Regions from separate parts of the Homo sapiens genome. Here region 2 is linked to region 1. The links are chromatin contacts, found by Hi-C in ENCODE. All regions are on one chromosome and are shown on one strand. The core of a region is the stretch at or near the end of the contact, and the rest is flanking DNA. Distances in the headings are between cores, read along the strand shown.

Evidence for each region. A loop is a pair of places that touch in the nucleus more often than their neighbours do. Pooled maps may share reads with other maps.
Region 2: a loop to region 1 is called in a pooled map, with 14 times the contacts of the local background. The contact joins the promoter of NCOR2 here to the promoter of SBNO1-AS1 in region 1. A Hi-C loop is called at or near these places in 2 of 37 single-sample maps with no recorded cell type and 5 of 50 pooled maps.

Annotation. Positions count from the first base shown.
Region 1 is chr12:123,363,478-123,366,380 of GRCh38, reverse strand. It overlaps SBNO1-AS1 (SBNO1 antisense RNA 1), which reads right to left and starts at 1,433. Exons shown (of 2, transcript NR_157806.1): 1 at 1,266-1,433; 2 at 577-856. SBNO1 (strawberry notch homolog 1) reads left to right here and starts at 1,534. Exons shown (of 32, transcript NM_001167856.3): 1 at 1,534-1,680. It overlaps MIR8072 (microRNA 8072), which reads left to right and starts at 1,538; the gene lies at 1,538-1,617. RefSeq lists enhancers at 774-983, 2,444-2,493, 2,150-2,868 and silencers at 1,154-1,253, 1,384-1,623, 1,734-1,813, 1,854-1,963.
Region 2 is chr12:124,566,137-124,569,039 of GRCh38, reverse strand. NCOR2 (nuclear receptor corepressor 2) reads left to right here and starts at 1,428. Exons shown (of 49, transcript NM_006312.6): 1 at 1,428-1,732. RefSeq lists enhancers at 1-836, 1,003-1,052 and silencers at 1,173-1,422, 1,533-1,892, 1,913-2,022, 2,163-2,382, 2,583-2,682.

The DNA of each region.
Region 1 (2,903 bases), core at 184-2,683:
CTTGAGTTCAAGCGATTCTCCTGCCTCAGCCTCCAGAGTAGCTGGGATTACAGGTGCCCGCCACCAAGCCCCAGCTAAATTTTGTATTTTTAGCAGAGATGGGGTTTCACCATGTTGGCCAGGCTGGTCTCGAACTCCTGACCTCAGGTGGTCCGCCCACCTCGGCCTCCCGAAGTGCTGGGATTACAGGCGTGAGCCACTGCGCCCGGCCTAAAATATTTTTTATTTTTGTCTTTATAGGTTTTTTTTCTATGTGTGTGAGAGGATTAAATGAAATAATGTAATTAGTAAAGCGATTAGTTAGCACTTTAAAAATATTTATAAATGTATACATAGATATATAATACATATCTATGTGTACAAACACTGAAGTTTCCTATTCTTTCTGTGCCTACTTTTTCCTTTCTTTCCCCGAATACTTTGTCTCTGGAAGAGTTCACACTGTAACCTCCAACTGTTCCAGCTACTTGGTTTGCTTTCAGCACTAGGCTTGTAGGATGCGCAGCCAGTAGGGGGCAAGAATCACCCAGGCGTGCTTATTACCCAAGCAACGGAGTCAAACAGCACTTTCAGAATGACTTTACAAAAGGGTTACCAACAAGGTAATATGTTTATTGTGTTAGGTCGCTTAATAATAACGAAAAGATGAAAACAAGGAAGTGAGAAGCGGTAGGGACAGCCCTACTCTTCAGTATTCATTAAGTGGGAGCCCCGGTGTGTCGGGCTTGCGTATGAGCGTGAAGACAGACGTGGGATGGCTGAGCTCACACGCCTTAGGCTCTGATTCTAGCCGTGGTCGCGCCGAGGGCTCCGGGTTACTTGCGGTTTCACTGCCAATAAAGTGCTTTGAGCGAGCCTAACAAGCAATGAATATGTAAACATTTTGTTTCTAGGACTAACTAGGTAATGAAGAGATCTTCCAAGTGACAGAAACGCTGCTAGGTAACTTCCTGGGCCGTAGCTCCCCACCCTAACAGGTTCTGAAAATAGCTCCAGGCCCTTCCTAACCGGAGTTTGAAAGCAGGCGCGGGGCGCATGCGCGCGGCCCTCCGGCCGACCTCCCGATAGCCCTGGCACGCGGACCTTCTTCCCGACAGGCCGCGGGGAAAAAAGGGCGGGGAAACGGAATTACCGCGAGCTCTCCGTGAGCGCCGGCGGAAACAGTAGTCACGTGACTCTCCTAGGTGGCCTTCGCCTTCCCCCTCCCCCTTCGCGGAAACCCGGCCCCCTCACCCCTCGCCCACCCCAGAGCCGCGGTAATGGACCGTTTGGGTTCCGGAATTCTCTTGGATCCAACAACTGGTACCGGGCCGAGGATAGCCGGCGGAGTCCGTTTTTGGCGGCGAAGACTGGGGGGTGGTCAAGATGGGGGGGAAATCATCTTCCTTCACCTAGGAGGGAGGCGGGGCGGAGAGGGGCGCAGAGAGGCGGGTGGGGGAGGAGGGAGGAAGTCACGTGAGGGCGCTGCGTGCGCGCGGCGCCTCATCCGTTGCCCCTCCCCCGCCCCTCCCGGCGGGGCGGGGGGGCTGGGGGAGGGGCGTCAAGATGGCGGCGGGGAGGTAGGCAGAGCAGGACGCCGCTGCTGCCGCCGCCACCGCCGCCTCCGCTCCAGTCGCCTCTGGTCCTTCAAACTCACACCTCCCGGGAGGAGCTGTGCTGGCGCCGGGTCCCGCGGGGAAAGTAAGTCCTTCCCTTGGCCCTTTTCTCCTTCCACACTCCCCCTCCCGGACAGCCTCCCACTCCCACCCTCGGGGGGCCGTGCGGGGCCAGGCTGGGGGGACAGCCACCTCGCCCCGGCTTGGGGCCTCCCTCGCCGCTTGCCGCTCCTCGCGGCCGCGCGCTCCGGGGCCCTCGGGGGCATGTTCCCGACGGCGGCTCCGTTGTACTCGCTTCCTCTGTTCGTCAGCGCCGGGCCCCGCTGTCGCCGCTCGTGGGGCTTTCGGGCTCCGGGAGCCCCGCTGTCCCGGGCCGGAGGCACCCCTCTTGGACCGCGGGGCAGGGTCTGTGCACGCCGGCTCCGCTGGGTTCGCCCCTTTGGCTTCCGCCTCACAACCCGGGGGCTGCGGGTCCGGGACCCGCGGGGAAAGTAAGGACCGGATCCTTCCCAAGTCCTCTTTCGTGCCCCAGCATTGCTCCCGGCTCTGGGCGAGGGAGGGAGGCAGGCGACGCGGTCGTCCTTCCTAAATCTGAACCCCACAGCGCGGTCTCGTACATGCCCCGCTCTTGGGGCGGTGGGGAAGCCGCGGGGGACACGTGCAGGCTCCCTTCACGCCTCTCCAGGCGACTCGCTTAGTTCTGCCTCGGCGGGCGAGCTCACCTCCCAGACCCTAAGAATTACCCATGGAGGGGAACGGCAGTTGGGGATTTGCTTACTTTGAGAGCGTTTGGCATAACGAGCATCCAGAGTTCCCCAAAGCAGTGGATACCGGTGGTTTCCCAGAAGTGGTTTGGGGTCGGTTTAACCGCTGAGGAGATTTGGATGTTCCTAAACCCTTCTGATTGTTTCTTTCCTGACCCTGGCATCCAGCTCCTCCCCTTCCCACCCCTGCTTTGTGCTTCTGTTTGGTTAATGTTTGCGGACCACTAACTTGATCCTCGCACAGAGAAGCTCTTTTTATGTGCGTGCTCGGTTTACTGTGGGAGGCTTTTGTTTTGGGGAGTCGCTGGTTGAGAAACGTGGGAAAAGAACGGGCCAGAAAATGAGAGACAAATAAAGCAACGTTTTTATCCATTGAATTGCGCAGCCAATTGTAAGTGCACCCGGAAGTTTGTACTGAACACGTGTTGAGGGAAGGTTATAAACTGGTCCCCTTTGACCTTTGAAAGTTGGCTATTATCATTTTATGTTGAGTTAAATGTTTCATATATTCTAGACAGCCAGAATTAGGGATGGAATATGGTTT
Region 2 (2,903 bases), core at 179-2,678, 1.2 Mb before region 1:
AGACATTGTCAGCCCCAGAGGCTCCCGCCAGCCCCCCAAAAGCTCATAATTAAAAGCCCGAGGGGGCAGAGAAGGACCTGGCTGCAGGGGAGCCCGGCAAACCCAGCATCCTGGCGGAGGCGGGAGGCCCGCCGGCCTCTGGAAACCACGCGGCTGCCTCCCCACCGCAGCCATTCCCCGCTCTCCCTGGGGGTTCTCAGATGTTGCCAGATGGCAGAACTGAATCTGCTGAGACGTCACTCCAAAAAAGGAAAGTTGAACTGAAAAAAAAAAAAAAAATTCAAACTCTCCAACATCTTAGGAGAAAGCAGAAGAGGAGGGAGGGAGGGAGGCTCCAGGCCCAGGGCTCCCAGTGCCCTCTGCTGTTCAAAGAGATCTGCCCTGGTTGGAGAGGGCAAACCTGGAGGGGGTGGGAGGAGGGGGTAAATGAGGACACTGGGTTGTCAGGGCGGCCAGGGGGGCCAGGTTCCTGCTGGAGCGGAGAGTGTCTGCCTGTGCGTGGGGGAGCGAGCACATGTGTGCCGTCTGTGACTGCGTGCTTGTGCAGGCCGGGCGTGTGTGGCTCCCAGGGTCACGCTTTGGGATGTGTGTGTCTGTGTGTGTGTGTGGGGGGGGCGGGGGGGACACAGGCTCGTTGCATTGTCTCCGCATTTGTGTCCCTGAATGTCCCCAAGTGGGACTTCACTCAACACATTCGTGAGTCCCTACTGCGATAGGGCAGTGAACAAAATAGAAATCTCTGCCCTCAGGAAACTGGCATTCTAGCGTCTGTGTCCTCCGGGGTGCTGTGAACTCGCGTGGGTGTCCCAGTATTTGTCTGTGTGAGATCTGACATCTCCGGTCCGTGGTGGGTGGTGAGTCTGCAGTGTGTTCGCCCGGGCTGGGTCTCGGGTCTGGGGAGGCCCAGCGTGTTCCTGCCTGGAGAGGGCTCTGCGCTACTGTCTGCTCCCGTCCCCAAGTGCCCCACTGGGCGTGCTCCTAAAAGGCCCTGTGTAGGGCCCTCCCTGCGCGCCCCCTCCCCATCCAGCGGCCACTCCAGAGTTATAATTTAATAGCTGAAACGCGATTCCAGTGAGGTACTGGGGCTGGAGAGGAGGAGGAGGGCCCCCGGGCCCGCAGGAGAAGAGGGAGGGGAAGGCTGGGAGGCGCTTCCCCCCTCCTTCCTCCTCGGGGAGCTGCCAAAAAGAAACTCGGCGTCGCGCCCAAGTGTGTGCGTGCGTGTCTGTGTGTGTGGCGGCGTGCGCGCGCGAGTGGGGACGCGCAGGGCCTGGAGAGAAGGCGCGGGCCCTTTAAGGAGCCAGAGGGGGCCGGGCCGGGGCGCGTCGCTGCGGGCGGGGAGCCGGGAGCAGGGAGGCCGAGCCACCGCCTCCCGGGCTCGCGCCCCGCCCCCTCCTCCCCCTCCCGCCGCCGCCGCCGCCGCCGCCGCCGCCACCGCCGCCGCGGCCGCCGGGGAGCGCGGAGCCGCGGGCAGGCCGGGCCGCACCGGAGCCCCGCGTCCGCCGGCGCCCCGCCCGAGCCCTGCGCCCGCGCCCTGCGCTCCGCGATGCGCGCCAACTTGCGGGCCGGGGACCCAGGGCCGGCGCCCTAGGAGGCGGCGGCGGGAGGATCGCGTCCCGACCCGAGGCCGGGCCTGCTGCGCGCCCCCAGCCCGATCGGCACCGCCACTTGCCTGAGCGCCCCGGCGGCCCGAGCGCGCCCCAAGCCCGGGCGCCACCGCTGCCACCTCCGCGAGGTGAGTTGGGGCCGAGGGTCCCCGCGAAGGGCGGGGGGAGGCGCGGAGCGCGCTTCCGGGGGATCCGGGGAGGATCGGGCGGCGCACGCGGCGGAGTTGGCGGGGCCCCTGCACTCCCGAGTTGGCGCTCTCGGGGGGTGGCCTGCTGGGGAGCAAGGCGCCCCGCCGACACTGCGGCCCGCGTGCTCGGGGGCGCCGGGGAACTTAGGGGAACTCCAGCTCCCTAGCGAGGGGGCGGGAAGGAGGGAAGTGGCGTTGGGGTGGGCGGGGGGCGCGCTGGAAATGCACAGAGCGGCCCCCCACAGTGTGCGCCGGCTCTGGGGACTTGGCCGCCAGGCGTCCCTTGTACCCGGTGTAGCCCCGGACCTGGCGGGGCGACACTGCGCCTTATTTTCCATCGGGCAGCGCGGGTTTGAAAGCCCTTGGAGATGGTACCCCTAGCTCCCTGGCCTGGCTGTTGTGGAGGGGCGCATGAGGGTCTCTCACCAGCCGAGGGGGAGAGCCAGCCTTGTCCCTCCTAGGCGTGGGGCCACGGGGCGCTGGGCGGGGTCCCTCGGGAGAGTCGCCCCTGGTCCCCCTCCCCCGCGGGCCGGTGTTCCTGGTGTCTGGGCCTGCCTCCCGTGGCTGGTGACGCCTCATTGGGCCGCCTCCTAGTCCCTCCCCCGGGCTGTGCGGATACTTGGGATGCCACTACTTTGCGAAGTTGGAATTCAGAGCTGATCCCACTTGGGCACGACTGGGAAGACCCAGACCCTTGTCTAGAGGGCAGCTTCCTCAGAGGCCTGCGGGGAGTGAGGGCACCCGTGGGGTACGCCCTCCCCGCCCCAGACACTTGCAGGAGGAGCAAGCCGAGGGCGGGAGGGCACGGCGGGCGGGAGGGAGAGACAGGCTGTACCTGGGAGCTGCTGTCGCCCGGGCCCAATTAGCGTGGGGCGCCCGGCGTTATTTTTACATTGTAGGTTTATTTTTTTGGAAGCGAGTGTCCTCCCGCCGCCTGTCGCGCGCTCCGGCTCTCCGAGGGTCTGGTGCAGGCAGCGGGGGCGGATCTGTTCTGTCGGCTCAGCCTCCTCCCTTCCTCCCCCTCCTCCTCTCCCCCGTTGGTGAGAACTGGTTTTATTGTGATTATTATTATTTTTCCCTTTTTGCAGATTTGGAGGAAGGATGTGTGAGG